2 separate regions of the Homo sapiens genome follow, and region 2 is linked to region 1. The links are chromatin loops, found by intact Hi-C in ENCODE. Cell type or tissue: ovary. All regions are shown on one strand. Each heading gives the region's core, and the rest is flanking DNA. Links, peaks and the distances in the headings are about the cores only.

Evidence for each region. A loop is a pair of places that touch in the nucleus more often than their neighbours do. Peaks named below come from ENCODE experiments on the same cell type or tissue, not always from the same donor. Only the 100,000 strongest peaks of a DNase experiment are listed, where the experiment ranks them.
Region 2: a loop joins it to region 1, with 1.8 times the contacts of the local background. A loop is called at or near these places in 1 of 110 quality-filtered maps.

The regions. Positions count from the first base shown.
Region 1 is chr15:95,386,396-95,402,979 of GRCh38, forward strand. No RefSeq gene overlaps it. Among named protein-coding and RNA genes, the nearest start is that of LINC00924, 38 kb to the right of the region's middle. In ovary, for the core only: no CTCF peak of the experiment used is centred there; no DNase peak of the experiment used is centred there; H3K4me3 peaks cover 687 bases; H3K27ac peaks cover 842 bases.
Region 2 is chr15:95,436,715-95,453,298 of GRCh38, forward strand. LINC00924 (long intergenic non-protein coding RNA 924) reads left to right here. Exons shown (of 6, transcript NR_027133.1): 2 at 15,081-15,222. Among named protein-coding and RNA genes, the nearest start is that of LINC00924, 12 kb to the left of the region's middle. In ovary, for the core only: no CTCF peak of the experiment used is centred there; no DNase peak of the experiment used is centred there; H3K27ac peaks cover 392 bases.

The DNA.
Region 1 (16,584 bases), core at 4,357-12,356:
AAAGAATACCTCTGTAGTTTCATAACAGTGCAATGAGGTTGGGAGTTTTCTAGATACTTAAATCACCTTTAGTGATGGCGTAGTGTGATGTGTGTCTCATAGAAGTCAGGGCCAGAAAAAAGTCTTGACTTTTCATTAGATTGATAATGAGATCCTGTCCTTGGAATCAGCCAAATTGTAAGGTTGAGGCACAGTCCTCCAGACTGCCAGCCTTTTACAAGACCTCTAGCTCCAACTGCAGAGAGTTAACGTCCAATTGCAAAGTGAGAGGAAAGGATGCACACAAGACCACCACCATTTCTCACACCAAGTGCAAATTCACGGCTTTCCCCAAACCACCCACAATCTTGATAATTTACTAGAAAGACTTTCAGAACTCTCTGAAAGCTATAATACTTGCAGTTACAGTTTATTACATGGAAAGGATACATTAAAATCAGTCAAGGAAAAAGATACATAGGGCAGAATCTGGGGATGTCCTAGATGTGGAGCTTCTGTTGTCCTCTGGACACCTTACCTTCCTGGAAACAATGGGTGACATATGCACGTACACCATCAACCTGGGAAGCTCTTCTGAACTTCAGAACTCAGAAGTTTTATTGGGGTTTTACTATGCGGTCATGATTGATTGATTAATATATCACATGATCTGAGGGGCTTATCACTTGGAAAATTCCAAGAGTTTAGAGGTTACCTCCCAGGAGCAAGTGGCAAAGGCTAGACTTCTCTTTGGGTAACACCAAATTCTCTACTACACCGTTATATTAGTTATTGTCAGTTGGTCTGTTGAATTTTATTTTCGTTTTGTGTATGATGCTAACGGAGCTCCAGATATATGAAGAAAAAACTGATTGTCCTGAATGAAGAAACAGAAAAATCCATAACTGTTCTTGGAGACTTTGGCACTCTTATCTCAGTAATCAATAGAGCAAGTAGACAGATTAACAAAAATACAGAATATTTCAAAAATGCTCTCAACAAACTTGGCCTAATTGAAAATTACAAATACTCCACCTAAAAACAGCAGAACACATGTTCTTTTATAGACACTTGGAGTATTGATCAAGAGAGATTATATTGTGGGCTATAAAACAACCTTCTACAAATTCAGAAGAATTAAAATCATACAAAGTCTGTCCTCTGACTATAGTAATTAAACTAGAAATCAATAACAGAAAGAAAGTCACTAAATATTTAAGATTTAAAATAAAACACACTTCCATATTTGGCATGGGTCAATAAGGAAGTCAAAATGGAAATTAGAAAATATTTTTAATTGTATAAAACATGAAGCAACAACATATCAACATTTCAGGATGTACCTAAAGAAGTGCTTAATCCCAGCACTTCAGGAGGCTGAGGCGGGCGGATCACCTGAGGTCAGGAGTTTGAGATCAGCCTGACCAACATGGAGAAACCCCATCTCTACTAAAAATACAAAATTAACCAGGGGTGGTGCCGCATGCCTGTAATCCCAGCTACTCGGGAGGCTGAGACAAGAGAATCGCTTGAACCCGGGAGGCGAAGGTTGCAGTGAGCCAAGATCGTGCCATTGCACTCCAACCTGGGCAACAAGAGCAAAACTCCATCTCAAAATACATAGGATTATACACTTATGTTAACGAAAGAACAAAGGTCTCTAATCAATAAAATAAGCTTCCATCTTTATAATGTAATAGCAAAAAAAAGACATATAGATCAATGAAATAAAATAGAAAATAGGTGTTCCAAAAATAACCTCATGCATATGTAGTTAATTTTTGACAAAGGTGACAAGATAATTCAATAGAAAAAGGAAATTGTTGTTTGTTGTTGTTGTTTTGAGACAGGATTTCACTTTGTCACCCCGGCTGAAATGCAGTGGTGCAGTATCAGCTCATTGCAGCCTCCAACTTCCTGGGCTCAAGCAATCCTCCCGCCTCAGCCCCCCGAGTAGCTGGGACTACAGGTACCTGCCACTGTACTTGGCTAATTTTTTGTAGAGACAGGGTTTCACCATGTTGCCAAGGCTGGTTGTGAACTTGTGAGCTTAAGAGATCCGCCTGCCTCAGCCTACCAAAGTGTTGAGATTACAAGCATGAGCCACTGTTCCCGGCCGAAAATCAAAATACTTTTTAACAAACAGAGCTTAACAATTTGAATATTTATATGAGAAACAATGAACATCAACCCATGTCCAACAAAATAAATAAAATTAAATGAATCATAGATCTAACAATAAAACCCAAAGTTATAAGACTTCTATAAGAAAAAATAGAAGATCATCTTTGTGACTTTGGGTCAGGCAAAATATTGTTAGATGCATAAAAACAAAAAACAAATAGGAAAATATTGATAAATTGTACTTCTTCGAAATTAAAAGCTTCTGGCTTTTAAAAGATACTTAATAAAATGAAAAGACCAGTGACATCCTATGAGAAAATATTCATAAAATCCATATCTGATAAATAACTAGCACCTGAAATTTATAAAGAACATTCACAACTTAATAAAAAACAATTTAATACAAAAATAGAGCAAAGATTTTAGAAAACGCTTTGTAAAAGAAGAGATAAAGATGAAAATAAGCAAATGAAAAGCTACTGAACAATGTCAGTCATTAGGAAAATGCAAGCTAAAACCAAAATGAGACACTGCTCTACATCTATTACAATGGTTTAAAGAAATGACAACACCAAGTGTGCTGCCAAGGACATGGGCAAATGGAGCTCCCCTACATTGTTGGTGGAAATGAAAAATAAATCAGCCACTTTAGAAAACACAATTTCCTAACATATGACCCAGCAATCTGCACCCCGCCCCACACTCCCCACCTGCAGTAGGGTTTTACTCATGAAAAACTAAAGCATATATCCCCAGGAATGGCTGTACATAATTTTTATCACAGTTTTAATCATAATTGCCAAAACTGGAAAAAACGAAACATCCATCTACTGGTGAACGGATAAACAAATTCTGGTACATCTACAGAACAGAACACTAGTCAGTAATATTAAGCAATGATCTCCTGATACATTCAATAATACAAAAGAATCTCAAAAGCATTACACTAAGTAAGAGAATATGTCTGCCAAAAGACACACACTCTCTAGTCATATTAATTCATAATAACAATAAGAGAGGGGAGTCTAAATGTTCATGAACAGTGGAAAAGATGACAAATCGCTATGCTATATTCACTTGAAGGAACATGATGCTAAGGACTGAATATTGGTGTCCCCCCAAAATTCATGTTGAAACTTAACTCCCAAGGGGACGGCATTAAGGGGCAAGGCCTTTGGAAGCTGATTAGGTCATGAGGGTTCTGACCTCATGGATGGTATTAGTGCCCTTATAGATGGGTGTGAAGGAGTGAATTTGTCCCTTTCACTCATTCTAACATATAGGAATGCAGCAAGAGGCACCATCTATAAATCAGACAGCAAGCTGTATCTGCTGGTGCCTTGATTTTGGTCTTCCCAGCTTCCAGAACTGTAAGAAATACTTTTTATTGTTTATAAATTACTCAGTCTAAGGTATTTTGTTACAGCAGCAGGAACAGACTAAGACACATAGAAACGAAACTACTAATATATATAATAATGTAGATGAATGTTAAAAACATCATGTCATGTGATGTTATGTGAAAGAAGCCAGAAACAAAAAAGTATATGCTGTATGATTTCATTTAGATGGAATCAGCAAAATTCTACTACCATGACAGAAGTTAGAATAAGGGGACTTGGCATGGTAGTTCTCCTGGATAATATTCTGAAGAATGTTTTCCAACTTTGTTCCATTCTCCTTGTCACTTTCAGGTACACCAATCAAATGTAGGTTTGGTCTTTTCACATAGTCTGATATTTCTTGGAGGCTTTCTTCATTCCCTTTCATTCTTTTTTCTCTAATCTTGTCTGCACCCTTTGTTTCATTAAGTTGATCTTCAATCTCTGATATCCTTTCTTCCCCTTGATCACATGTTCTCACTCATAAGTGGGAGTTGAACAATGAGAACACATGGACACAAGGAGGGGAACATCACACACTGGGACCTGTCAAGGGGTGGGGGTGGGCTAGGGGAGGGATAGCATTAGGAGAAATACCTAATGTAGATGACGGGTTGATGGGTGCAGCAAACAACCATGGCACGTGTATACCTATGTGACAAACTTGCACGTTCTGCATACGTATACCAGAACTTAAAGTATAATAGTAATTTAAAAATAGGTTTATGGCACAAAAAAGAAAAGAAGGGGAGTTGGTATACTTGAGAAAGGGTTTGAGAGAACTTCCCAGACTGATGAAAATGGTCTATATGTTGATCAAGGAAGTAGTAGTCTATACAGAGGCAAAAGCTCATTGAACTGTGCAATTAAGATTTCCTCGCTTTAATAAGTATAAATTTTATCTCATTTAAAAATCAATGTAGGCCAGGTGCGGTGCTGCATGCCTGCTTTGACAGCACTTAGGAAGGCCAAGGCAAAACGATTGCTTGAGCTCGGGAGTTCGAGACCAGTCTGGGGAACATAGCAGGACCTTGTCTCCACTGAAAATCAAAAGAATTAGCTGGGCAGGGTGGTACACACCTATAGGCCCAGCTACTTGGGAGATGGAGATTGGAGGATCACTTGAGCCTAGGAGATCAAGGCTGCAGTGAGCTTGATCACACCACTGCAATCCAGCCTTGGCGACAGAGCAACACCCTATCTCAAAAAATAATAATTAAAATAAATAAATAAATAAAGTAGAAAAATAAAAATAAGTAGAGAGCAACTTGGTGAAATTGCTCCTTCTAGAGCAGAGACAGGAAAACCGCAAGGTAATTGTGGAGCATCTTGTAATGACAGAAAATAAAGAAATGCTTGACAAACAAAACCTGGGACTGGGACAAGTCAAAGACACACAGCTATCAATCTGGGAAAGTTGCAAATGGCAAAAACTGGAGGAATTTGAACAAAACAGGTAATGCAGTGTGGGATTATAACCAATGTGAAATAAAGATACAAGAGTCAATGTTTATATAAATAAATGATTGAATAATTAAGTGAGGGAGAAAGGGCAAATTTTTCTTAATTTCAAATAACGCATGTAACATACTCCACTATTAAGTGAAGCTTAATTAAACCCCTTTCCCTTGAGTGTGGGTTGGATTTAGTGATTCTCCTACAAATAATAGAATATTAAAAGGGAAAAATAGTAATTTTAGAATGGAGAAACCTTTAGAACACTACTTTAACCAAGCGGTCAGTGTTAACGATGATAGCTAGAAGTCACATGAATATCTGATATAATTTGGGTTTAAAAATATCACCTAACGCAGTAATTCCATATCCCCTTTTCTGCTACTCACTTATCTATATTTTGGCTATTTTTTATTAGTCCAGACTGTCTATTAGCTTGGAAATTATATCCTTTTACCATTTCTTTTGGTAGTTGCCATAGAAATCACTTTTTAAAATCAAATATTAATTTTTTATTATCCTCATACAGGACAATACAAGAAACTTAAAATATTTTATCTTCATTTTTTCTTTTCCCTACTTCCAGAGTTTTATATCGTTGTTTTTGTATACTTTAATATTTATGTTTTAAAATCCATAAGATATTGTTAATTGTGTACTATAATCATTTATGTTTGCCCATGTTCTTATCATTTTGCTGCTACTTTTTGTTTCTTTCTACGTTTCTGAGATTCCATGTGTAATATTTTTCTTTCTACATGAATAATATCTTACACTATTTTTTGCTAGTTATAAGTTTTTTTCTCTCTCTCTGCTCCTTGACCTCATTTCACTCTATTAAGAAGCATTGGCTGGGTGCGATGGCTCATGCCTGTAATCCCAGCACTTCGGGAAGCCGAGGTGGGTGGATCACTTGAGGTCAGGAGTTTGAGACAAGCTCAGTCAACATGGTGAAACCCCATCTCTACTAAAAATACAAAAATTAGCTGTGCTTGGTAGTTCACGCCTGTACTCCGAGCTACTCAGTAGGCTGAGGCAGGAGAATCACTTGAACCCAGGAGCAGAGGTTGCAGTGAGCTGAGATCACGCCACTGCACTCCAGCCTGGGCAACAAGTGAGACTCAGTCCCAAAAAAAGAAACGTCTTTCTGTCATCTTCTTCATAGTTTCACTAGGTATGAAATTCTAGTTTTGCATTTATATTCTCTTAGCATTTTCAATATATACTTTTATAGTCTTCAGACTTTTATTGTTTCCTTTCAGAAATCAGTTGTCAATCTTACTCTTGCTTCTTCAGTGGTTATCTGTCTGTTTTCATTGGCTTCCTATATGATTTCTTCTTGGTGTTGATTTTTAGCAGTATTAACTTGTGTGTGATTTTTAAAAATCTAGGTGTTCATTTTTTTAAAAATCAGTGGCTTATCTCTCTTGAGCATCAACAAATTTAATCCCTTATTTCTTCAGCTATTTTTTCTGACCCATTGTTCTTTTCTGTTTCTGGAATTTTAACTCACACATTTTATAAGTTTTTTTTTTTTACAGTATCCTTAAATTCCTTATTCCCCTTTATTTTTCCAATATTTGGTTTTTTGTTCTTATTTTGTACATGTCCCTCTAAACAAACATCCAGTGCAATAATTCTCTTTTTAACTGTGTTTAATCTGCTGCTAAACCAATCAATTGAATGCTAATGCAACTCCTAACTTTTGTCTTCTTAAATTATTTTCAGCTCTTTATTTAAATTTTCCTCTATTTCTTTTATCTCCTTGAACATAGTAAATGTAGTTATTTTTAAACTATATGCTTCATAATGCCAATACCTAAAACATCTACAAGATTGTTTTTATTGCCAGTCATTTTGTGGTTTTTGAAAATCATACTGTAGTGTCTCATTATGTGCCAGTTCATTTTATATTGTGTATTGGACATTTGATCAAGTTCTAGGTTCTTGACCCCAATTTAGCCATTTGAAGAGTCCCCTGTCCTTGGACATAACAATTAATTATTCAAGGATGGTACATGAAGCAATTAGGACTAAACAGAATCTTTTCCAAATTTTTGTTTGTTTGTTTGTTTGTTTTTCCCCCAAGTGCATTAAAAAAGACTTTTATTTTTTCTAGTATGGTTGTTTGGTAGACTGGAATTTGCATCAGGTTTCTTAAAGCTATCTTGTCAACACATCAAGATGTTCTTTCTGAGAAAGCAAGCAAGCATAATTAATCAAAGTCAATAAACAGAGTAATAAAGTCATGATTATATCCTGTTAAATGAGCTTGAGAACTATATCTGTATTAGCCATTCCCACTCCCCATTTGCACAACTCAAGAAATTCCGTTTTTAAATTTAGATTATTTAAATGGGTTTTTTATCACAGTCATTTAAAGAAATACGAATTTGTTGAATCAAGTCAGGTACAAGGGAAATTAGATGATTGTAAAAGAGCTGAAGTAGTTTGTCTGGAGGCAGGAAGACAAAATAGAGGACTATTAATAAATAGCAAAGTTCTAATCTAACAACAATAGAAATGAAGGGAAATATAGGTTATGGATTTGAAAAAATATATTAGGAGAAACAGGTAATATGTTGTGTGTGGAAGCTTCCTAGTGATATTTATCTATTACGGCATCTCTGCAAGTTAAGGATGACACAATTTTCATGACTTTTATGTACTTTCTTAGTATCAGACTGTTACATAGCAAATACTGGTATGTTAACTCAAAATAATTAATTCTGGATAGATCATGTGTTAGCAATTTTACTTTTACTTCTTGTACATTGCTTTATCTGTATGATGAAATATGTGCATTGCTCCCTAAACAGAGAAACTTTCAACGTTCATCTCAGTGGATGTGACAACTTCATTTATCTTAATCTTTGCAAGCAATGGTATAAATATAATTTGCATTGTTCTACAGAAACTATTTCAGTTAAAAAAATAGGCAATCAGCTGCCTTCCTCTCTAGCTTAAGGTACGTGTGACCAGGGAGACCTTTCCAAAAGAAGGTTATAAAAGTACTTAGATAATAGATAAGGCTATCCTGCCCAAACTGGAATACATGCAAGGGGGAGATGAAAGACATCTTGCCAGAGCCTAATGTTTCTAGATAAACATTGCTGGTTGTGGATGATTTTAAAACACGTATCTGCTTTCCTGCGTTTCTTCTATTCACTATTATTGTTGAATCCAACTCTAAAATTGGCATCTGTGGCAGAGGAGCACCTTGTTCTCCATGAAGGGTTATCAAGGCCATAATATGCAGTTTTCCTTTTTCCAGAGTCTTAATTGTACTAGTAATCTCACACTTTACTTTGAATTGTGAGAAATCGGAAAAAAAAGAGCAACAAGAAGAGTGAGTTCGGTTGTGAAACATGGAATTGTTAGTCATAACTGCAACATTTCTCATCGGAAAATCTCTTTCCCAGCTATGGGAAAAATAAAGATTGCTTAGAAAAATTAGAAGGAATGAGACCCTTCTCTCTCATTCTCTCACATTTTTGTAGAGTAAAAGAGGCAAAGAACTCCCATGTCAGAATGAATCATCCGACTGGAATTCACACATAGCATATGATGAGGGGGCTACAGGCTACAAAATGCCAGATGCAAATGTTGAAGTTATAGCACGTTTCTGAAATGGCAACTTGAAGTCAGCCCCTTCACACTCACTCTTTCCAAACCCTGGTTTGTGTCTTGTCACCTATACTATAAACAAAGCAGTAGTATTCATAGAGAAAAATAGGGAGATGTGGAGACAAAGCCAGGGAACTGATTAAGAAAGAAAAGACAGAGAAATCCTGTGTGTTTGCAGCCAAGAATGAAAACCTTACAATTACGCACACTGAGATGTGGGAAGATTCCTCAAATCTTGTTAAAAAGAGTTAAGTCAAACATATTTCTATCAACACTGATTCTGAGACAGTTCCAAAGTCGTATGGTTGATTCTGCTGTGTTTCATCAATGATTGTGCTATATAGGCTGGAGGGAAAATTTGAAAGTTACATCTGGCAAGAATACAGCAAATCCCCAGGAGGTTTATATTAAGGTACCATTCAACTGGCAGGTGTCTTCACATTTGCATTGAGCAATACTTAACTGCAAGTGTTTTATGCTAAGAGAACATGCATGTAGATTCCAATACATGTTATAAATTGTATACTGCTTGGCAATTTCTTTCATTTTAGACATATTTTTTCTTATTAAAAATGTGATAAATATATAGGACAGAAAATTTGTAAAATGTAAATGCATACATACACTCACACAGAAAAATATGAAAGTCACCATAATGGTACTATCCATTGTTATATTATTTTTATTTTTATTTGTTTATATTTTTTGAGATGGAGTCTTGCTCTGTCACCCAGGCTGGAGTGCAGTGGCAGGATATTGGCTCATTGCAACTTCTGCCTCCCGTGTTCAAGTGATTCTCCTGCCTCAGCCTCCCGAGTAGCTGTGATTACAGGCGCCCACCACAATGCCCAGATAATTTTTGTATTTTTAGTAGAGGTAGGGTTTCACCATGTTGGTCAGGCTGGTCTCAAACTCCTGACCTCGGGTGATTCATTCACCTCGGCCTCCCAAAGTGCTGGGATTACAGGCATGAGCCACCGTGCCTGGCCCCATTGTTATATTTTGAAGAAATCAATCTATTAGTGATTTTTTTTTTTACCAAATTGGATTCATTATTGCAATATCCAAACTCAAGGTGTTTTAAAATATAATTGGGAGAAAGGTTGCCAAATGGAAAAATAAATGTGAATATACCTCTAAGAAGAGAGGGAAAGGAAGATATGTTTTCAACAGAAGCTATTTGTAAAATGGGGAAAAATTAATGAAAAGATTATAAGATAGCAGAAAGACGTTTGACATGATATGGTTAGCTTGTTTAATTCTTCATGAGAGTTTTAATAAATTTGTCTTCCCTTTATTTGAACTTACTTTTATTTTACATATTTAAAGCTTTTTTAGTTAAACTCAGTATTTAAAAGCCCCTAATTGGAACCTGCATTGCGGGTAGGAAAAAAAGGGATTTGAAAGATAGCATGAATCAACAATAGCAAGTAGTTGAGTTTGACTGAACAATGGGGCAGTGGTAGGAGTTTAAGCTGGAAAGGAGAGAACAGTGTATAATTAAAGGAGGGGCTTGAAAACCATGCTGAAAGTATAGTCAATACATACAAGCTGTTGAAGGTATGACACAAATGTGTTTGTTTTTTAAAGACATACTCGGAGTGTCAAGTGAATAGTGTACTAGAAGGTTGCAGCTAGTCACAGGGAGATTTGTTGCAATAGTCCAGACCCCGCTTCTCCAATGTACACAACACACATGTCTCAAAAATGTGGACCTGCTTTACAGCATCTATAGGGATGCAAGGTAGGAGACAGATAAGGAGGGAAATTCAATATTAAAATGAACATGGCTTGGTAACTGTTGAAAGATGGAGAGAAAGGAGAGGAAAAAGTCTTGGCAGACAATCACGTTCTGCCTTCATCCTGGCAAACAGTGATAAAAATCTCTCAGATAAAGCAACCAGAAGGAAAGGTTTTATATTAAGAAGAGTTCAGCTTTAGGTAAAATATTGGGATATTCGCAATGGCAAGCGGTCTTAAATACAGAATTGGATTTCTGGACAGTGGTTGTAAGGTACCAGACATTTGTAAGTTTTTTACATATTTTAACTCATTTAGTACTCAAAACAACCAAATTACACCCATTGTACAGATGAGAAAATTTCAAATAGAGAGATTAAGTGACTTTTCCATGGTTATTGCTGGCTAGGAAGTAATACAGCCACAAGATAAACCTGATAGTTTGAGTCCTGAGTCTGTGTTCTTAACCATTACACTATACTTGCTGCAAAAAATAAAAATAAAATGTAAAAAGTCATCATAATGATGACTCCAAGAAGTTGAAATCCTAGTAAAGAATAAAATAAAGGTTAGTAGAAAAAAGAAAAAGAAAAATGAAGAAGAGAGACAGAATCCACTGGAACATCAACAGATTAAAAAAAATAGGGAGGAGGAATCTAAGAAATAGGTGGTAAAAGAACAGGTCAAAGGTTGAAAGAAAAAAGCAAAGGGAAAGACCAAGGAGAATAACAAATGGATGAGAATTGGATAACAAGAGAGCTGTCAAATAAGACTGGCATTGAAAAGTCCCCAATGCATTTGGATCAGGAAGTTGGCTGCCACTTGGTCAGAGCAGTTTCCATGCATTAGTGCCATAGCTGGTCAAATTCAATGGGTTGAGAACTGACAGAGGACTGAGGAAATGTTGACAGTTTTCAAGAATTTTAACTATGAAGGGAAAGAAAATTTGTAATGATTTTTATGGTACCACAGGATTTTATTAACATCATTTAAAACGAATAGTCGTGGCACGGGGTAGTGGCTCACAGCTGTAATCCCACCCCTTTGGGAGGCCAAGGCGGGCGGATCATGAGGTCAAAAGTTCGAGACCAGCCTGGCCAACATGGTGAAACCCCATCTCTACTAAAAATACAAAAATTAGCTGGGTGTGGTGGTGCACGCCTGTAGTCCCAGCTTCTCGGTAGGCTGAAGCAGGAGACTCGCTTGAACCCAGGTAGCAGAGGTTGCAGTGAGCCGAGATCGCGCCACTGCACTCCAGCCTGGGCAACAGAATGAGACTCTGTCTCAAAAACAAAACAAAAAAACAAAAAACGAATAGTCGTAACCTTAGCATATTTCTAGGTTGGAAAGAAAAGAACTAGCAAAGAGGGGAATGTCTAGAATGAAGGAGAATGTACCTTCAACAAGACCAGAAGACATAGGTTCCAAAGAGGAAATGGAGCATCTGCTTTGGGCAAAGGTAGAAGTTCCTCTTTGGTAGGTATGACAGCAAGCAGTTAGAGTTCAATCCTGGAATCTCCTATTTTCTTTAAAAATCAGGAGATGAGGTTTCTTGCTACAAGAAAAGCGAGAAGGAAATGAAGATTTGAAGAGACTGATTGTATCCTTTTGCTAGGGGTGCCCAGATTGGATGGCTTAAAAAATAGAAATGTATTTTCTCACTATTCCGGAGGCTACAAGTCTGAGAAGAAGCTGTCAGTAGGGTTAGCCTCTCCTGGCTTGTAAATGGCTGCCTTCCCCCTGTGTCCTCACTTGGTCTTCCCTCTGTGTGTGTGTCTGTGTTCTCATCCCTTCTCATAACGATATCAGTTGTATTGGATTAGTACTCACCCTAATGACTTCATTTTAATTTAATTACCTCTTCAAAAGCCCTATCTCAAAATACAGTCACATTTTGAGGTATTGGGGTTTGGGACATCAACCTATTAATTTTGGAGGACACAATTTGGCCCATAACACTTAGAACTCTTTGGAATAATTGCTGTTAAGAAGGGAGAAATGACTCAGCACACATACGTGGGTACTTGAGTGGTATAGAATCTAGGTGGGTTTAAGAATCATGAATTCGTAGTGGGACAGGGAAGTCTGTTGGTAAGAAGGGATGAAGCAGGAAATTGAAGTGACCCGGTGAGATGGGTATGTCTATCAGGAGTCCTGGGTAGGCCAGACATTTAGAGGAAATGCACCTTATTAGCCAGGCTAAATATGGAAGTAAGTGAAGAAAGTTTGGATAGACTAGAAGAAACTCAAGAAATTAAGATACTGAAGAACCTTGATATTATGTTAAATGTAATAGAAATGGAAAATCTGGAAAGCTCTAAGGACCAGAGTCTGTGATTAGAGAATGGGCTAGTTAAGTTTTAATGGGGAGCGCAATTCCTGATAGCGATGAAGTCAAGGTTAAGGTCATCACATGGTGTCGATGGAATAGAGATAAATGTTATTGGAGTTGAGGTCAAGACCTATGAATCAGGATACTGACTGTGTCATTCTTATGGACATCGAAGTTGTCTAGGATAAAAGTGAAATGAGTGGTGGAAAGTGTATGACTCAAAGTTCTCTGTGACAAGCAAGGAGACATAAGAAGGCTAGTAGTTGACACCATTCTGCATTATCCTCAAAAAGAGAGGTCTTTGGGCCCCTGTAAAATCAGCATTAGCGTGAATCAAACTAGGGTAACTGCAGCCCCATGGATGCTGAATTTGACCAGCTAATTGTATCCACCTGGGGCCACCCCAAGAACTTGGCTATTTACTGCAGTCCTTGACATTTATTGTTTAAGAATTGGCCAGGTGTAACCTAATCTAGAGCTGTGGTATACTGGTGAGGAGCTTAGGCTGGGGAATAAGACTGTATACGTTCAAATCCAGCCACTATCATTTACAGGATACCTGACATAGGACAAGTCATTTAACCTTCTTGGGTCTCCATTTCCTTTTCTGAAAAATGAAAATAGTATTAGCTCAGTTCCTAGGGTTTAGAAGATTAAATGAGACAATTCATATAAAATGTAGAGATCAGTACTTGGTTTGCAATAACTACACAGCTCATTTTACCTATAATTATTTAAAAGCCATCTCAAAATTCTGTCTCTCTTTTAAACTGTGCATTCATTCACTCCAGTACCTGGGCTGCTCATCCCAAAACACCTAGTAACTGCTAGCACTTAACAGCATTTGTCAGATAAATTAATAAACAACTGAGATACATTTGTCAGTACTTGGATGGACAATATAATAATGACAGGGGAAGGTGGTTGTTGGTGATCTCCATTCACCTCTTCAGCCAAAAGTCTTATTCTTTAAGTCTTATTTTAAATGGGGTTTAATTTCTATGGGAAAAAAATTGCAGATATCCTTGAATTTGTTCATTTAAAATGATTCTTACATTTATTTATTATTATTATTATTATTATTATTATTATTATTATTATTATTATTGAGATGGAGTCTTGCTCTGTTGCCCAGGCTGGAGTGCAGTGGTGTAATCTCAGCTCACTGCAACCTCCGCCTCCTGGGTTCAAGCGATTCTCCTGCCTCAGCCTGCTGAGTTGCTGGGATTTCAGGCACAGGCCACCACACCCAGCTAATTTTTTGTATTTTTAGTAGAGATGGGGTTTCACCATGTTTGCCAGGATGGTCTCGATCTCCTGACCTCGTGATCTGCCCACCTTGGCCTCCCAAAGTGCTGGGATTTCAGGCGTCAGCCACTGAGCCCAGCCAATTCTTACATTTAGAAACTTTAGGCTCAGCCATGGTTATACATTTTATGGCTGTACTACTTTACTATCAAAAAAATATTCATTAGCAGCATCCATCATCTATTACTGTGATAAATTCTGAGGATACAATACATTTACTTCGTTAGTGTCTGTAGTTCAGCTAAGAGTCAGCTGATGTAGGTGGGGCTCAGCTGGGCTGCTCTGCTTCATGCATTGGATCCAGCTAGGCTTGGCTTTCCCCTCTTTTTATGGCTGGCACTCTGGTCTGCTCCATGTCTAATCCCTTTGGGGCTCAGGCAGAAGCAACCTGGAGAAAATTATTATGGTGAAAGGCAGAGGTGCAAGCAGGCAAGCCCAGTGGCACAAAAACATATCAATCCCTTGCTTGTGAACAACTTCTTAACTTTCAAGGAAGTCATGCAGCCAAGTCCAAAGTCAAGGGGTCGGGGAAGAGCATTCTGCTTCTGTAAGTGTAAGTGGTATGGCTATGGAGAAAGACGTAAGGAGAGGAGTTGGGACTAATCTTTGAGTGGATCCCAGGTACTTGGTGCTGAGTAACTCTTAGATCCTGGATTAGCAAAGAAATATCAGATAATATTCACTATAATACAAAAGAGTAAAACAATGCATTTTACAGCAATATTTAACCATGTTTGAAATGTTAAATAACTTTTAAATCAGAAATAACCAAAGGTGAAATGAATTGGACCTCTTGTGCCTGAAAACCCCATCCAGTGCTGAAATGCCAGGTTCTATGGTGGTCTACTTAACCTGCAGTAAATTCAGCATTCCCTTCCTCATTTATTCTACTGAATCCAGTTATCAGTGCAAATCTTGTTTGCAAGACGCACTATAAATGTGCAAGTAACATGTATAGTAAATCACCCCAAATTTATTTAGCATCCAACATGCTTTCTGAATTAAGGGAACAGATAGAAAATTTGAACAAGCTGGACACCCACTGACAAGGAAGTATTTCACTGTGGGAAGATGGACCCCAGACCCCAAAAGTGGCTATAACATTTACATGGGCATTTACTGTCTGACAAGAAAAGGCGTTCAGCTTCTTTGAGTTTCTTCATCCTTCAAATAGGAGCGAGCCATATCAAATGCTTTCTTGTAAGTCTGAGTTACAAATAAATACAAATATATTCATTTCCAAGTAAAATTATTACCAATACAATACAAATAAACATAAATAAACTGTTGTTGTTGTTATAACATGGAAATTATAATAATACCTCTCATACAAGATTGTGTGTAACGTTTATATATAACACAGTGAATAAGGACTCCAGCATATAGTGGGTGCACAAAAAGAATTGGTTTCTTTTGGCAGCCTTTCCTTTAAATACACAACTGAAAAACTGAAGCAGATGTGCCCTGTCTGAAAGCTACATTTTTTCCTCCTAATTATTCAGAGAAAAGGAAATTCCCTTTTTATACATTTATGCCTTTCCAAGTACAAATTGGCAAAAACATATTCTCAAAAAACTATGCATTTTTTGCACTTTAAAAGGCAAAAGACCTACAACTGGACTTCTTACTTCTTCCCTTGGGGAGACAAATTCTGATGATATTTTTTTCCTTGTTTTCAGAAATGGGAAGATTTATGGTGAAGTGGCATGAACTGGCCCCTGGGATTCTAACCAGGCCCTGGGGAGTGTGTGGGGGTACAGAGGGGGCAGAATTTCTGCTCTGACCCAGAGGACAAGTCAGAGCGGTGACTTCTGGTGTCCTTTGAACTGGGACATCCTGAAGTCACTGGGTTGATGAATTTTGAGACAAGCTCGTTCGACGTTACCATAGGGGATCTGTCTATTGTTTTTAAGCAAGGAATTAAAAATTGGCTATATTTTGTAAAAGTTCTTAAGATAGTCAACAGCCATTTCTCTTCTTTTAAAAAGATAGCTGAATTCTCGGTCACAAGAAAGTAAAATAATAACAAGACTGATTAACGGAACACCTGCCTTTTTTAAGTCATGACGTGTTTATTATAAAGTAGGTATGAGTTTCCTCATATTTAAATGGAAGATATAAAACTCAGAATGGTTAAGCAGCTGCATGCTTCAAATCAATCTCTAGGTGCATAATTACAAGATCTGGGACTTAAACCTCATTCAGTGGATTACAGAGTGAATCCTTTTTCTACAGGACCTCACTGTGGCTGGTAGGTGGAATGCACTCTATACATGTTCATGAAGCAAGTGGCAAAATGAAACAAAATAAATTTGCATGAAAAGGGCAATGATATCTCTATCTTGTACTAGACTATCAAATACAAAAAGGATCTTTCTGAATGTCCGTTTCTTCTTAGTTGTAATGGGGATCCTTACCTTATACTGAGGCTTGGAGACCTAATTTGTGTAATGTATGGGAAGAGCTAGCACAATTCCTGGCATGTGGTATCCAGATAATCAGGATGATGATTGTGATGGTTAATTTTAGATGTCAATTTGCCTTAGTTAAGGGGTACTCAGATAGCTGGTAAAACATTATTTCTGGATATGTCTGTGAATTTCTAGAAGTGATTGGCATTTGAATCAATGGACTGAG
Region 2 (16,584 bases), core at 4,091-12,090, 50 kb after region 1:
AGGAGTTCAAGACCAGCATGGCCAAAATGATGAAACTCCCTCTTTACTAAAAATACAAAAACTAAGCTGGATGTGGCTTAGTTTTGGTGGGCGCCTGTAATCCCAGCTACTCGTGAGGCTGAGGCAGGAGAATGGCTTGAACCAGGGAGGCAGAGCTTACAGTAAGCTGAAATCGCTCCACTGCACTCCACTCTGGGAGACAGAGGAAGACTTAGTCTCAAAAAAAAAAAAACAAACAACTTCCTACCTCTGTTCATCCTGACTCTTAGTTGATGGCCTCACCTCACACTTCATTGAGGAAACATTCTCGTTTTCTGGGCATTCTCTCACCTACCAACAAGCGAGTGCAATTTATGCCTGTCTTCACTCATGCTTTTCTTCTCCTCTCCTATTATGAAGTGTGGGTGAGTGTGGGGGCTGTGTCTATGCCTACGAAAGACAAATTATTCTCCTAGTAGCAAGAGCTTCTCTTCTGATTATCACTCTTCTGTCCTACCTCTACAATTTCTCCCTCTTTATTTAATCATTTCCATCAGCATAAAAAGTTTCTTCATTTTCCCCATCTTAAAAAATAAAGCCTTGCATTGATGTCTCCCTTTTAGTTACTGCTTCTCTCTGCACGTCCTCATGGTCAATCTTGAAATAATTTTTCATTTCTATCGTCTCCACTTTTTTACCTTCCATTCTCTCATTGGTGTGTTTTGTGTACATTCAGTGTTCAGTGTGTACATGTTACTGGATGCAAGTATTCAACACGTATTGCTTGTCAGGTACTGCAGAAAGAGGCTTGTATGAATCTAATTTAACTCCACTACAACCTGATATGGTAGGAACCACATTTATCCACATTTTCCGAATAGGAACCCCCAGATTTAGAAAGTCAGGTAAATTGTCCGAAGTTACGTAATTAGTGGCAAAATCAGGCCTCAGCCCAATATTTGCTTAACTCTAAAGGCATATTCTTAAGTGCTTTTTTATTAAGTTTGTTCTTAATCCTCCTGCCAGCTTAAAACATCTACCGTCAAAGCCAAAAGATGGATATAGCAGACGTTAGCTCTTGGAAAGCTCCTGGTAATGGGAGGGACAAAAGTACATGGCCTTTTCCTTTCTAAGGCTCTCAATTTGGTGAAATAAATTTATATGGAGCATGAAATAAATTGTGTCTAAGCCTCAGTATAACTTTATGTTCAAACATTCTCTGTTGTGCCTGTAAATTTCTGTAGATAAGTGGTGAGAAAAAGATTTGCTGTCCTTGAAACTTGGAAGAAGATACAGAATAATCATCTTAAAAATGCCCAATCTAATCTTTGTTTTCCTGAAAAATAAGGCATAGTGTAGAAATAAAAAGGAAAACTTAAATACCCTTATACATAGAAAGTAGTTGGTTAATTGTATTTTTATAAAAAATACTATCCCCATATTTGTTTTTCATAGCCACCACATTTGTTGCTATGGGTTATTCAGTGCATACCATGCTTTGCTTGGCCTGTTACCATCAACGTCCTATCTGAATTATCATCCCTTCACTAATCAATTACCTCTTACTTTTCACAAATATAGATCTAATCATATTACTTCCCGGCCAGAAACCTCCCCTATTTCTCTAGCTGTTATAAGATACAATATAGTTTTCTATAAACAGCATATGAAGTGTTTACTGAGCTAGTTTCCAACAAATCTTCCATTCATATCTCCCTTCACTTAACACCTTTTTTTTCCTTCTTTCTCATTCTGGTCATATATATCACGTAACCTGTAGATAATAGTTGCAAGTTTTTAATCCAATCTATCATTATCAAACTTTATAAATATGTGGGCATGTATTCTTGGATACGTTTTGCAAGCTCTCTAAGCTTTAGAAATATTCTCCGCTATAAAATTGGAATAATAATAATATTATTTACCTTGAGGGATTCTGTGAGCATTCGACATTTATTGGACCATACATATTTTCATACCTACACACATACACATATATTTACTATCCATATGCATCCAAACATATTTACAGAAGGCATATGCCCATTAAGGGACCTATAAAAAATAGCAGCAACTCTTATTAATTTTGTCACAGAAATCATTTCCTTTCTTGTAATTAGTGCGTCACAATACTCATCACTGTATATCTCCTCCATAAAGCTTGTCACATGTCCCCTCTGGATCTTCCCAGCTCTTCCTATTTATGGCCGTGATAAGGCATTTTCTCCTTGGTTGTGACTGCTAGCTTATGTAACTAACTGTCCCACTAACATAGCCAGAATCTGATCCCCGGAAGGAAAGTGGCAAGAGTGTTTCCCTCGATCAGATTCGCAGAGTGCTTACACTAAAGAGTTTTACGTTCCTCAAAGTCATCAGGAAAAGTGTGAATTAGCTGGCCCTGGAGCACCTGAGACAGACAAGCTGTCTACTCTTGCTCAGCTTTCTGTAAAAACAGGAAAACTGCCTTGTGGAAAGGTGAGTGTCCCCCTCTCCAGGAAGCCCTCTGTCTGCATGCCACCCTCCTTCATTTTGCCACACCCTGAGCTGCTTTTCTCCTGAGCTCCTCCACTTGTGTGTATTTCTCATTAAGACCCTCTCTCTCCCTCTCTCTCCCTCTCTCTCCCTCTCTCTCCCTCTCTCTCCTTCTCTCACTCTGCCTCCTTTTCTTTTTTTTTTTTCCTTTTTTATATTCCTCCACCCCCCCACTCTTTCTGTCAGTCTTGTCCGTTTCTATACCATTTCCATGGTAAGGTGTTCCCTGTCTCCTGTCCAGCCTGCGCTGGTCTGGCCACCTCCCTCTGCTCACTCACGGTCTCTTGCTAGTAGTGGTCTAAGGATGATGATCTAATTTAGAATTCTATGCTTTAGAAAAGAAACAGGATCGCTGGGTGTGGTGGTGCACACCTGCAGTCCCAGCTACTCAGGAAGCTGAGGCATGAGAATCACTTGAACCTGGGAAGCAGAGGCTGCAGTGAGCCAAGATCACACTGCTGCACTCCAGCCTGGGTGACAGAGCAAGATTCTGTCTCAAAAAAAAAAAAAAAAAAACGAGAAAGAAAATTAAAAAAAAAAAAGAAACGGTAAGAAAAGAGTACAATTTTTTTTCTCTCCCAGCACATCATAATTATAGCAAGTTATTTCTGTTAATCAGCTCACAGAACACAAACAAGTGGTTCAGGAGAGGCAAGGTGCGTTTGGCCATGAAAGGCCAGGGTTCACAAGGTATCCAGAGAGGGCTTTGTCAGGTCACACCATCAGACACATAACAGGGCAATTTCTCTTTCTTAGCCTTAACCCTCAGCTGGGAGTTAGTGTAGGGAAGGCCTTGCTCTTCACAAACACTCCAGGATAAGGCGATAAGAAGATTACAAGTAAAGCCTCTCTTTAGCTATTCCACATCTCCTGTCAGACAGAGCAAGTTAAATTACAGTGCAGGCCACAAATGCATTGATCATCCACTAGGCTTGTACTACCCAGGATTTTAAAGATCCATGCCAAGGATAAGTGACGTCATCCAGCAAAGTTTATTTTAGCAAGGAGGGTAAGCCAAGTGCAAGGAGGTGAGGTTCTGGGAGACGGCCCTAACTCTCCAATGCTGAGTTCAATTCATATGTAATCTTCATCAGTGAATATTTCCTTACAGCCCATGAGAGGTGTTGAGAGAACACATGGATGATACAGCCTGTGCTCTGAAATGACTTACATATGTCTCTCTCAGCCTCCAGCCCCTCCCTCATCTTATAAATCCAGTCTCAAAACACAGAATACATCCCTAAAAATGGCATATTTCCTACTTAGAATTACTTTGTAAGTGTTCATGATGAAGCATGGCCTAAGTCATATGAAATTTTAGATCCTCTATTCTTTATGCATAAAATGTAAAGTTTCTCTGTTCGGACACAATGTTCTCTTATAATAAGCTTCAGTTATCCCCTTTCAGCCCATAAAACACATCGTGTACTTTAACAAAGATATAAAATTCTTTAAATGATTTTGATAGTCCATTCATACAAAGAAGATAGGCCTTTTTGAGGCTATAACAAGAAAAAAAAAGATAAATCATTAGAAACACTTAAAAATTCTGTACATGACTCTCTTCTTTATTAAAAAGACCCATTGTAAATTGGAAAGTTCCGAAGTCTTTGTGGTGAGGGAGAATGAATTATAATGACATCACTGGGTCGTGAACTAGGCCCACTGGCTACTTTCCAGAATGAAATTGACTAGGAGAGATCAGATGAGCCCATTCGTAGCACAAGACATCTGGGAGGCAGCCAGGGAATCGAGGTTCAAGCCCCCTATTTAGGACACACTTCCTCTTCCTCTTCATCATCAAATACGATCGTGATTTCCCAGGCAAGGCAGCTAGCATAGCAATGCATTTCAATTCATATTCTAAAGAACACCCAAAAAGTTCTTTGTACTCATTCCTCAGTGAAAGACCTCATGAAAAATATTAACATGTCAACATCTGGCTGACACCTTTGGTACATTTTCATCATGTTGCTGATGGGAAGCATTTTGCCTTCAAATAAGCATAATTTGCCAGTCTTTTCCATCTCCTTTTTTGTCTCTCTCCCAGAGTAATAAATGGTGTCTGAAGCCCAAGAGAAACTCATTTCTGTTAACAGATCATTTGTAAACCTTTAAGGGCAGCTAGTGAGAAAGGGGCATTTTTTTTCTTCTGTCTTAACTTTCCTGGTTGTCTTTCTAAATGCAAAATGACACCTCATTCAACGCTTTCTGGTGTCATCTTAATCTCCCTTATTTTACACTTTCTACCTTTTTGATATTTGCTATAGACTGCATGGAGGCTTTTTACCTAATACTGTAATACCTATTATCTGAGGCATTTAGGTATATAGGCTCTTGCCAGCTAAGAATAATGCAGATCAATTGGATGTCAGCAGCCCAATAAAGTCAGATAGTTTATATATATATATATATATATATATTTTTTTTTCAGGGCGGAAAAAAAAGCTATTTCCCCACCTGACCTTACAGCCAGCACATTTCAATATTAATATATTTTATGCATGCATATGATAACGTTTTACTTTCCTTATGGTTCTGTGGGGAAGTCTCACTTCCCTCTGCAGAGGATTATTACCTATTCTGAGGGATTATGATTATAGATACTTACTAAGACAAGAATAATTGACCATAAAAAACCTTTTATATTCCCACAATTATTTTTGCATTGACTAAAAGTGTCAAGAAAATCTGATTTTATTAGCAGGCCTCTAATTTTGCCTTCATTTAATTTTTTATCTGGCTTTCTCCCCCCAATATGTTTTTAGTCTGAGATATCTGGCAGTTGTACAAAAGAACAATTTGTTACAGAACCTTTACCGAATGGAAGTTCTATAATCCAAGCATAACATGAAGCATCAAATAAAATAAAAATGTATGAGATCAGTAAAGGGGGCATGCTCCAAGGTAAGGAACCGATCTAGAGCCTAGAAAAAAAGAAGTTTAAATCAAAATGTGACTGCTCGGCTATGAAGTAAGTCTGTGGAACAAAGGGTCAAATGCAGTTTTGACCTTTCATTCCCCTCCACCCACCAATAGGTCAGATCCCGTCAGCACTGAGCCTATTTCCAGTAAGGAGCAAGAAGCAGAGCTATGTGTATTAAGAAGCAGTGTGGAAAACTCTAGAGGACACTTGAGGGGAAGAAGGAGAAAATACACTTGGTCTTCCGGAAGTAGGGATGGAGTGGGCAGAAGAAGTAGAAGTGACACGGTACCCATTTGACCCTTGAAAACAAAACCAGCTCTGGTAACCTCATTTGCTTCTTTCCCCGCCTCTGTCCCTCAAATATTAGAAACAAGACAAATCCAAGATCACAAATGGATATTGTGGTTAAAGGCATGACTGCAACTGGAAAGAACTCAGGCTAAAACAAGGAGGAAAAGTGTTCCACTTCTACTACTAATTGATAGAGGATTGTTGGCAACTCCCTTCTGGCACCAACATTCTGTTGATTCTAAACGTATTCCCTTTTCAGATGACAGATGATGCAGTGGAAAGGAGAAGTGGGAGTCATATAGTATCCATTTGGCCCCTGCAAACAAAACACATCCTGGTTAGCTCCTGTATATACATAGTGGGTCTTAACTTTTCAGATTTCCCTGAAATCAACAATGAGAACCTACAAAAAGGAAGAATCACTGGAACCTTATAGTCTGTCTCAAGACACCAATGAGGCACCTACAGGCGGGCCCAGTCATCTTCCCCAAGTGATGTGAATGGAGATCGGTGGCCATTGATCACCCATTCTCAGCTTCATATCTTATTTCTTGTCTACCAACAGAGGGTATCATGGTGAAGAAACTCTCTCAGCTCTTTGAGGAATGCATGTTCATGGGAAGAGACTAATTCCTGTTCATTCCAAAGTTAACGGAGGGCCAGAATGAGGACTTCAAGAAAATAACATGTAGAGCTTGGGGGCCCCTTTGACAAAGGGAAACTGACTTCTTGCTCTCCCTCTAGATGCATGCTGGAGCCAAGAAGCTGCAGCACATTTCAGTGTTGCCATGACAGAGAAGAGGATCGTGATGAGGGGGAGTTTTGCAAGACTTGACATGTGCTTATTTGAGTTTCTAAGTGAAGTGTCCATTAAGACTGTGCCCAAGATTGGTCAAAAGAGGACATCAGACATAAGAAGTCTACTGGGAAGCCAGTCAGATTGCCCTATGAGGGTGGGGCTGCTGGGGCTGTGGTGTGAAATGTACCTGGGAAGATGATGGAGGAATCTTTTCTCTTTACCCTCCAGTGGTTTCCTTGGCCCTCAGAGTGTGCAAAGAGGACTCGGTGGTTCTTATGTTTCCACCTGAGAAAGTAGGGAGATTAAATGGGTCAGAAGGCTGCTAGGCTAATCCGGAGGGGGATAAAAACTTCTGGAGATGTCAAAGGAATGTGCAGATCTTCAGAAAAAGGTGTAGGTGGTTAAGCTCCACCAACTCAGGGAGAAAGCCTACATCATGAGTGATAGTTGCTGAAGAGAATCAGTGAAGCCAAAGACTCTGCCCCAACCTGACCCAGCAATTTAGATAAATCCTTCTTCTTTCTCCCTTGTGCTTGACATCCTCCCTTCAACACTAGAAGGTCATTCAAGGACAGGGGAAGCCAAATGTGCTTTCAATTCTTCCTGGTCTCAGTCAGACCAGGAGCGCCAGAAGAGCTTGACCAAGAACAGGGAGAAGAATGAGATGGTAGAGGAAAACTCTTTTCTCCCTTTTCTAACCCAAGCAGCTAGGGTCTAGTCTTTTCTAGAAGCCATTGGTGGAAAGGAGTAGAAGAAATTTAAAACCAATACGAGACGTTAATTTAAAAATAGGCTAAATTTAGTTTTATATCTGTGAGGGACTGGAAAGCTGTAGGATAGTGCCAAGGTATTTTTTTTTTTAATGTGAAACGGGATTCCGACATAACATGGTTGAAGGTCAGGAATGGAAAATGAAATAAAATCACAATCAACAAAATCGAACCTGTTTTGTTTCATATCCAATTTTAACTTACTCAATAAACCAGTTACAGGTTTAAGAGTTTAACTACCCTACCTGCCAATCTAACCAAAATAACTGCCTTCTGAACTGTTCAATAATTTAATATAAGCAACAGGAATATATAATTAGGTTGTTAAGGGATTATTTGCTGTATAACTAGTTGTTGATGGTTACAAAGCAAAGTGTGACTGCTTTGTCAATTTCAGTTATGTACTTGGGAAGAAAGTCCCTTGCTTCCATACAACCTTATTTATTTAGGAGCACTCATTGTCATTTCTTGCAGGTCCTTCCAATTGTCAGGTTTCATTTAAGAGGGACAATTGTAAGAACAACCTATAAATAAACACACATCACTGGTTTCATCCTCAAAATAGATAAGGAATCATACCTTGCATTATGCATTCTGCTAAGTCTTTTTTGGTACCTCAGGGAATAAAATGATAACTTGACAATTTTATCATATACAGTCATGGGCTGCATAACATCATTTCAGTCAACAATGGATTGCATAAACAACAGTGGTCATATAAGATTATAAGATTAGATTTTTACTGTACCTTTTCTGTGTTTAGATATGTTTAGATACACAAATACTTACCATTGTGTTACAATTGCATACGGTGCTGTACATGTTTATAGCCTAGGAGAAAAGGCCATACCATACAGCCTAGGTGTGTAGTCAGCTATGCCATCTACATTTGTGTAAGGACGTTCTATGATGTTCACACATCGACAAAATAGCCAACGATATGCTTCTCAGAATATATCCCTGACGTTAAGTGATGTATGATGATTTAATTGAAGGAAAGATAAACATGAGATAGATACTTCAGGGTAATTAGCAGAAGTTTGCTGTGGTCAGCAAATTCACCAGGCCATTTTCAAAACTCCAAGATATTTGGTGGAGTATAAACATGATCACCATCATAACCAAACAAGAAGCTGTCCACTTAGGTGTCTCTAAGCAATGAATTCACTGGTGTCAATTTGTTGACACTCATTTATCACATATTTCCTATTGAACACAAACCCTGAGGTCATAACCAGGAGCTACTTACATCTCCACTTCCTACCAAACCCAAGGAGGGGTCTAATTGCCTTGGCCTGTGGTCTCTGGCACCCACACCAACCTTGATTCTGAACATGAAGGCATATTTGGTTTTCCTAGTCTTTGACTTATATCAATTCAGTATTCCAAAAGAAGATCCTGCTCTTACCTACGGCACGCTAGATCTGTAGTCCTTTAGAACATTTCCTTCTCATTATTTTACCTGTATTCTTGACCCCTTCTGTCCCTAAACCATAGCCTCAAGAATGGACCATAACTAAATATGGTAAATTGCTATGGTTTTCACGGCAGAGCAGTGGATCAGTAAGAAATGTTCCTAATATCTCAAATAACCTGAAATTAATTCACTCATACAGTCATCAAATCCTGCTTCAGTTGGTCTCAATGAATAAAATACTAGTGTTTGGATACCACCTTATTTACTTCTCCCTCATCCTAGAAAACTATCGCCTGATAATGCCCATAGGTACATAGAAGATACCATACACTTATAACCAGCAGGTTTTTAAAACTTAAACAGGAATAGGGAGCCTAGAGTCCTATACTTGGGCTTTAGAGTTGGACAGATTGAGCTCTAAATCCTAGTTCTACCAATTTTCTTTTCTTTTCTTATTTTATTATTATTATTATTTTTGAGATGGAGTTTCTCTCTTGTTGCCCAGGCTGCAGTGTAATGGCGTGATCTCGGCTTACTGCAACCTCCGCCTCCCAGGTTCAAGTGATTCTCCTGTCTCAGCCTCCTGAGTAGCTGGGATTACAGGCACCCACCACTATGCCTGGCTAATTTTTGGTATTTTTTTAGTAGAGATGGGGTTTTGCCATGTTGGCCAGGCTGGTCTTGAACTCCTGACCTCAGGTGATCTACCTGCCTCGGCTTCCCAAAGTGCTGGAATTACAGGCGTGAGCCACCGCACCCGGCCTAGTTCTTCCAATTTTCAATGTGTGGACTTGGGCAAGTCACTTAAACTCTCTGCACTTTGTTTATAAAATGGGAGCAATAATGTCTTCCTGATTGGGTCGTTTCAAGGATTAATGAAATGGAATAAAGAATACATGCCTAGATTCCACAGCAACATCGTTTTTGGTCTGAATTCAGGGTCCCTCACTTACCAGGTGTGATCTGCGGGCAAGTAACAAATATTTAACTTCTCTCTCCTCCAATTTATCATCTATTAAATGAGAATGCTAATAGTAACCATGTCATTGAATTACTTTGAGTGTTAATTCAGTTAGTATTGACAAAGTGTTTACAAAGTGCCTGGCCATGGTAAATGTTCAATAAATGTAAGCCGTTGTAAATGATATTATTGTAATATAGTATCGCTTATATTACTACCCATAATAACCAAGATCATGAGGTGAATATTAACAGTCTTCTTGGCAGATTTGACTTGAAATCAACTACAGTCCACTGATTGAAGGGTGTTAAACCCAAAGGCTGAGGGACAAAGTGTCTAATGTGACCCCCTAAATGGGGACACTTTGGGAACCTTTAAAATGAATAAATCGTATTATAAATAAATAAATAAATATATATATATATATATATATATATATATATAAAGTTGAAGGTACTACAGGTAATACCAGGATTAAAGGATAAAACAGTCTCTTGTTTCTCTAGTGGTATAATGAAAGTAAAATATGTACAAAAATATCTCCAATGCAAAGCAGGAAGTAGTAAATGTCAAAGACATCCACAGATGTGGTACAATTAAAGTGCTAAGGCGGTAGAGGGTTTCCTGTATAAGGAACCAGAAAGGGTTCTGCAGAGGAAGTGGCATTTCTTGACAACTTCTAGCTTCTGTTAAAGGCCCTTCTGCTGACCACTAACCCTCTCCTCATTACCACAGGGTAAGAGTTACCCCATGCCAAGAATGCTCACTTTCCTTCCCCTGCTTGGTGAGCAAGTGCTCATCTTGTAAGACCTCATCAAGGGTTACTTCCCTGATCCCCTTTCTCCAATAAATTCGGCCCTCCTTTATTTGGGAACACATGACTTTGTACCAACGTCTCTCTCTCTTGATCTTGTAATTCATGTTAGCTTTTCTGTAGTTTTCACTGGACTGTGATTTCTGTAAGGGCGTGGACAATGCTTTGAATTCTCAGTGCCAAGAGATTTAAAATTTTTTGGAGTGAATGAACTCTGCTTTTTACAATGAAGAAATCTAAAGAAAAGAAAAAAAATTATTGCTCTCAGTGAGCAGAAGCGTGGAAGAAAGGGAGGGGGAAAGAGCTAGTTGTTTGCGATTGGCTGATGCTGTGTAATCTGATTTAATTGTCAGGATCCAAAGATTTTTAGTTGGCATTCCTATCTCCTTTTACCCTGTGGATGCTGAGATTGAGAGAAATTAAAGGCCTTGTCTAAAGCCACAGAGCTGTGAAACTGAGTAACTGGGATTTAAGCCCAGGTGGTTTCCTTCACTGCGTGATGCTCCCAAATGGAGAAATCCATCATTATGATGTTACTAGGCTGTAAAAAAGAAAACAGCCACTTGGACACAGTCTAAAGAGTCTTTTCTACCTCCCCTCAGGACCACCATGGAGTCTGATCTTTTTAATAAAATAAAATAAAATAAAATTTGCCTACCTGGAGAACGGGTAATCGATTCCTGAGGGAAGAAAACCAGTGTTTCTCTCTTTCTTATTCTGTCCCCTCTTCCTCAATCTCTCCTTCAACCTCTCTGCCTCCACTCCTCTCTCTGATATGGAAGAGTTTAACTTCCTAAAGTCATGACGATAATTGAGTCAAACCTCTGCTAGGATGTTGGTTTATCCCCTCAGGAGTCTGACCTGAGCTTCAGTTCGTAGGATAACATACAATTTAAATTTTGATTTAAATTTCCTATATAATGGGAAATAAGCCAAGCTGAAATTTTGTTTAAAAAATTGTTTTTTCAGGAAAAATCAGAGATAAATGATTTATAAGATAAAATAGACATTATTTATAATTAAGAAAAACTAGAAATAACGTCAACATTCAATAATAGAAGTTTAATAAACTATGGTAACTTATAGGATGCAATATTCTATATTTATTTAAAATGTTTCCAAAGAATATAGAAGAAATGGAGTATGGTTGTGATATATTACTAATTCAGACATCAAAATACAAAGAAAGCAAAATTTTAATTTTATAAAGCTAATATATACATAAATGTGTATATATTTGGAGAAAAATTATGAAAAGATTGGAAGATGATACACTAGAACATTAACAATGGCTAGTTCTGGTTGATTTTAGCTGGTGATTCTATAGTTTTCTAATTTTCTACAATTAACATGGAATACTTTTGCAATCAGAAAATAATTTCAGGTTTGACAAATGCTTGTTAAGCAGGTGGAATCTCATCTTGAAATTCTTCCTAGAAAAAAAATTTTTTTTTGCTGCTTCATCCCAACCATTGTTTCCAGGAAGGAAGCTCTGTTATCCTGAAGCTTATGTTTATTCACACTGCCTCACTCTTGCTCATGTCAGTCTGCATTCTAAAAAACATTCTGATACAGTTCAGTGCACCGAAAAGAATGTAAGCTTCAGAATCAGGCAAATCTGAGCTTGAGTCCATCTTTCCATATTTCTTAGCTGTGCAATCTTTGGAAAACTGTATATTCTTTGAGTTTCAGCTTCCTCATCTAATGAGAACAGAATGGGACAGCATTGGCAGAAGCCACAGAGGCCCTCAGATACAATGTAATAGTAGTCATCAACACAGGTCATTAGGTTCTCTTGCCTCTCCTTCTGTGTACCCATCCAAATTTACTCATCCTTAAGGTCTGACTCACATTTTAGTTCCTCTACAAAGTCTCCCATTACTCTCTCTGCCAAATTATGAAGTCTTCAATTTTTAAGAATGCTTTCTGTAGAACTCACTTAGCGCTCATACATAGCTTCATAAATTTAGTGAGTCCATTGGTATGTCCCCAACTAGAAGGGACAGGGGCATATCATCCACACATGGCATCCATCTCCTTCATTTATTATAAGCTTTTAATCAGCAGCTAATGATGGGGAGTTGAATCTTTTGCAGATGAGTTTTGAATGTTAAAGTACATTTTTGAATCAGAATGTAGAGGAGTAAAAACCAAAGTCTGCAATCACATTCCCTCTTCATTCACCTGGAGCAGGCTGAAAATCTGTCAGTGGCCTGTGGGTGGTACTGGTGACTAGATCTGAATTGTCAAGATAGAAGGTCACCATCCCAAGAGACAGGAGTGCTCAAAAAGCCATGGAATGGTCCTGATTCTTGTCAAACTGTGCAAAAGTGCTAAGAACATAAATTGGTGAGTACATTTGATAAGGTGAAGCAAAGTGGACGGGTCCTGCAGCTATAATTTCTTCTCCCTTGCAAGTCCGTCAGTCAAGTAGATTACTAGGAAACTAGGTTTCTATGGAATAGAAGCAGGGAAAGAGAGAGAAGGGAAGATATACCCAATCACACCTCTCTCAGTTGTATTTCTATTAGTATCCTCATTCTAAAATTATTGACATGCCACATCTAATGACCAAGTCTGAAGCTTTCAGGCCAAAAGGTATCAAATGCCTAAAATGTCATTATTTTACTTCTGAGAAGCCACTAGCTCTTTTATTCTCATACACTTGCTTATCTTGAAGTGGTGAACCACATAAATAAATATATTTTGATATTTGATCTTTTAAAACTAGACACTTAGCAATATATCTTTAATATAGCATTTTTTTCTCATAGCTTCTTTCAAGATCTTTTTCTTTAAATTAAGAAAAACATAAACTATCCTATGTATCCCTTCCTGGTGGTGTCTAGAATATACTAGGAATAAATACATAGGTAGGAATTATGGGTTAGGCTGTGGGTTGAGATCTGCTTTTTAAAAAATTTTGAAATAAGAAATCCACTAAACAATGCATGGAAGAATTTTTTTTGTTGTTACATTGTTCTCATGAATGAAAGTTTCATTGTTTGGCTTCAGCCAATTTTTTAAGAAACTTACAAATGATGATGAAGGCAAGCTTTTAAAAAACACCTTTGGTCATAAATATAAATAAGATTTTCATGCCAGAGAGTAATTGGTGCTTTGTTCATCATTTGAATAGCAAAGGAGGGAGGTTTGTTAGCTCTTTCTCATTTAATTCTATTGACCTGCCAAAATTTTACAGAACTTAGTAACATCCATTATTTCTTTTTTACATATAGTTATTGCTATCCCTTTTATGAGATCTTACTTTGTGTCATCTCACGTTCTTCCTTCCTTTTCTTTATTTGCATGTCATAAAAATGCTGAATTTGTACAACTTTCAGGTAATTATTTTTATGAGCTCACAGAAGGTTATCTTCAATGCTATCACAAAGCCTTCCAGTGGTCAATGAATCATGCAGATTATTTCATGATCCCTTGTCCAAGATTGCTACAGAGGCATAGGTCTCTTCATGAAAACACTTTTAAAAATTGGGAGCAAAAGATATTCTTTTAACATTAGTTGTTCTTTTTTCCTAAATACAAGCAGTAACCATATTGCAAAATATTTGAAAAGTAGGAAAAAAGCACAAAGAATTAATTCCACCATCTCCATAAATGTTGTTAACATTTTAATTCATATCTTTCTATTATATAAAATATATACACACATAAATGTACAGTTTGTACTCTGATTTATTCCAACTTGCATTAGAAAGGGAACGTTTTCTTTTGTCACCAAATAGTTTTCAAAATCATTTACCAATTATTTGTATAGTCATTGACTGAATAAACAGTCATTTAAAGTTCTATTGCCTTTTTAGACTATCTTGGATTTTACCTGAAAACAAAATATCTATTTTTAAAATAGAAAGACATGATTTTGTGCAGTTTAATTTGGTCCGGTTATGCACATTCTCCCCTAATGCCTGAGTCACACATAATTAAGACTCTCTGCTAAATTCAATGAGTTTAAAAAGTTTAATGAGCCTTTTCTCCAATAACAAAAGATAAGATTCAAATGAAAGAAAAACACCTTTATTCACGTGAGATGATAGTTACATGGTAACAGCAGCTGTCACTACACAGAGAGAGCCAAGAAGGGCCCTTGGTTCTGTAAAATCTGATTCACATGTGTGGACTGGAACTTCTGAATTCTAGAGCAAGAGTGAGCAAACTGGGACCGGAGAAGCAAATTCAGCCCATGGTTGCTTTGGTATCACCTGTGAGACATGAATGAATTTTACACTTGGAAATGTTTGGTTAAAGAAAAAAAATCCTAAGAATATTATTTTGTGACACATGAAAATTATATGAAATTCATATTTCAAAGTTTTCTTAGAGCCCGATCAACACTTATTTTTGTTTACAGATTGTCAATGGCTCCTTTGTCACACTAGAACAGCGGAGTTGAGTGGATGTGAAGAAAGTGGTATAGCCCACAAAGGATAGAATATTTACCCTCTGGTCTTTTACAGAAAAAGTTTGCTGACCCCTGCTCTATGTAATGAGGTTCTGAGTAGGATAGCAATAGAAAAGTCTATGCTCATTTTCTTTCAGCTCTCAATCCAAATCCCCTTCCTGTTTTCAGCAGGATTATTTGTGCCCATGAGGGAAACACGAAGGATTGTCAGTATTCATTTGCTATCAGAACTGCCTTTGAACTTCAGGGAAGCCGCCATCTTGTTTTAGTTCACTCCTCTAAAGCACAGTGTCTGCAACATGAAACACTAGTAAGTTCTTTAAACTTCTTGTTATCTTGAGACAGGGCAAGACCTTTACCCAATTTATTTAGTTATGGAGGAGGAGGATGAAAGATTGGGTCCTAAGTGTTATTCAATGGCATGACATGGTTTTCCCTGGAAGGCAGCCAGAACTGATGCTTATGAGGTGTTTGTCTGATGAACTGTACCCCTGTGACACTAAGCAGAGCCCGGAGGAGGTGGCAGTCCATCTTTGTAACTCAGGTTTGATTTACAAATCAGAAGAATGTGCAGAGCCCATGGAAACCAGACCCACCCCTAAGACAGTCTAACAAGGAAATAATGACCCCTGCTTATGAATAACCACTTGGAAGGTGGGATGATTTGGACTGTTGTTGAAGTACATTGTAACATTTTCATGAAAGCAAAATAGAGCCCAGGCAACTGCTGACTGCTTTAGTAACTGGAAGTCTGGAAAACAATTATTAGCCAGTTTTTGTGGGTTACAGAGAATCCATCTAATTAAAGGAAGCCGTGTAGTGAATGTATGGAAACTTCTAACACAGCTAACATAAACAGAAAAAAAAAGTTGGAAGGAAGAAAATACTGTGTCAAAATGTCTCCAGGATTAAATTCCAACTTCAGAAAAATAAGATGAACCCATATATTTGACAATGAAATTCTCTTATAACAGAATGTCATAATTTCAGAAAATTAGATTTACCATGAGCTATAATACTTCTTGCTATTCTACTCAACTTCAGTTTTACATCCTCTGTACAATTTCGTGAGACTCTAAGAACTGATTTTAATTTTGCTCAGAAAAATTCTATGTCTACAGAATTCTGTAGAGTGTTTGTCAGTGTTTATAAAAAGTAAAAATGTGGTCATCTGGGGTCAGTATAAAATATAATGCATGTACAAAAACATGATTGTCTTATTTGTGTTAATGCATTAATTTTAAGTAATGTTTTATTTTTTCCAATTAAAAAGCAATATGTTTATTAAAGAAAATTTTAAGGCCGGGCACGGTGGCTCATGCCTCTAATCCCAGCACTTTGGTAGGCCAAGGTGGGCGGATCACCTGAGGTCAGGAGTTCCAGACCAGCCTGACCAACATGGAGAAACCCCATCTCTAGTAAAAATACAAAATTAGCCAGGCGTGGTGGCGCATGCCTATAATCCCAGCTACTAGGGAGGCTGAGGCAGGAGGATCCCTTGAACCAGGGAAGTGGAGGTTGTGATGAGCCGAGATCATGCCATTACACTCCAGCCTGGGCAACAACAGCGAAAGTCCGTCTCAAAAAAAAAAAAAAAAAAAAAAAAGAAAATTTTGAAAATAGGGAAATTGAATGAAACGAAAGTAACCTCCATAATCCCTCCACTCTAACA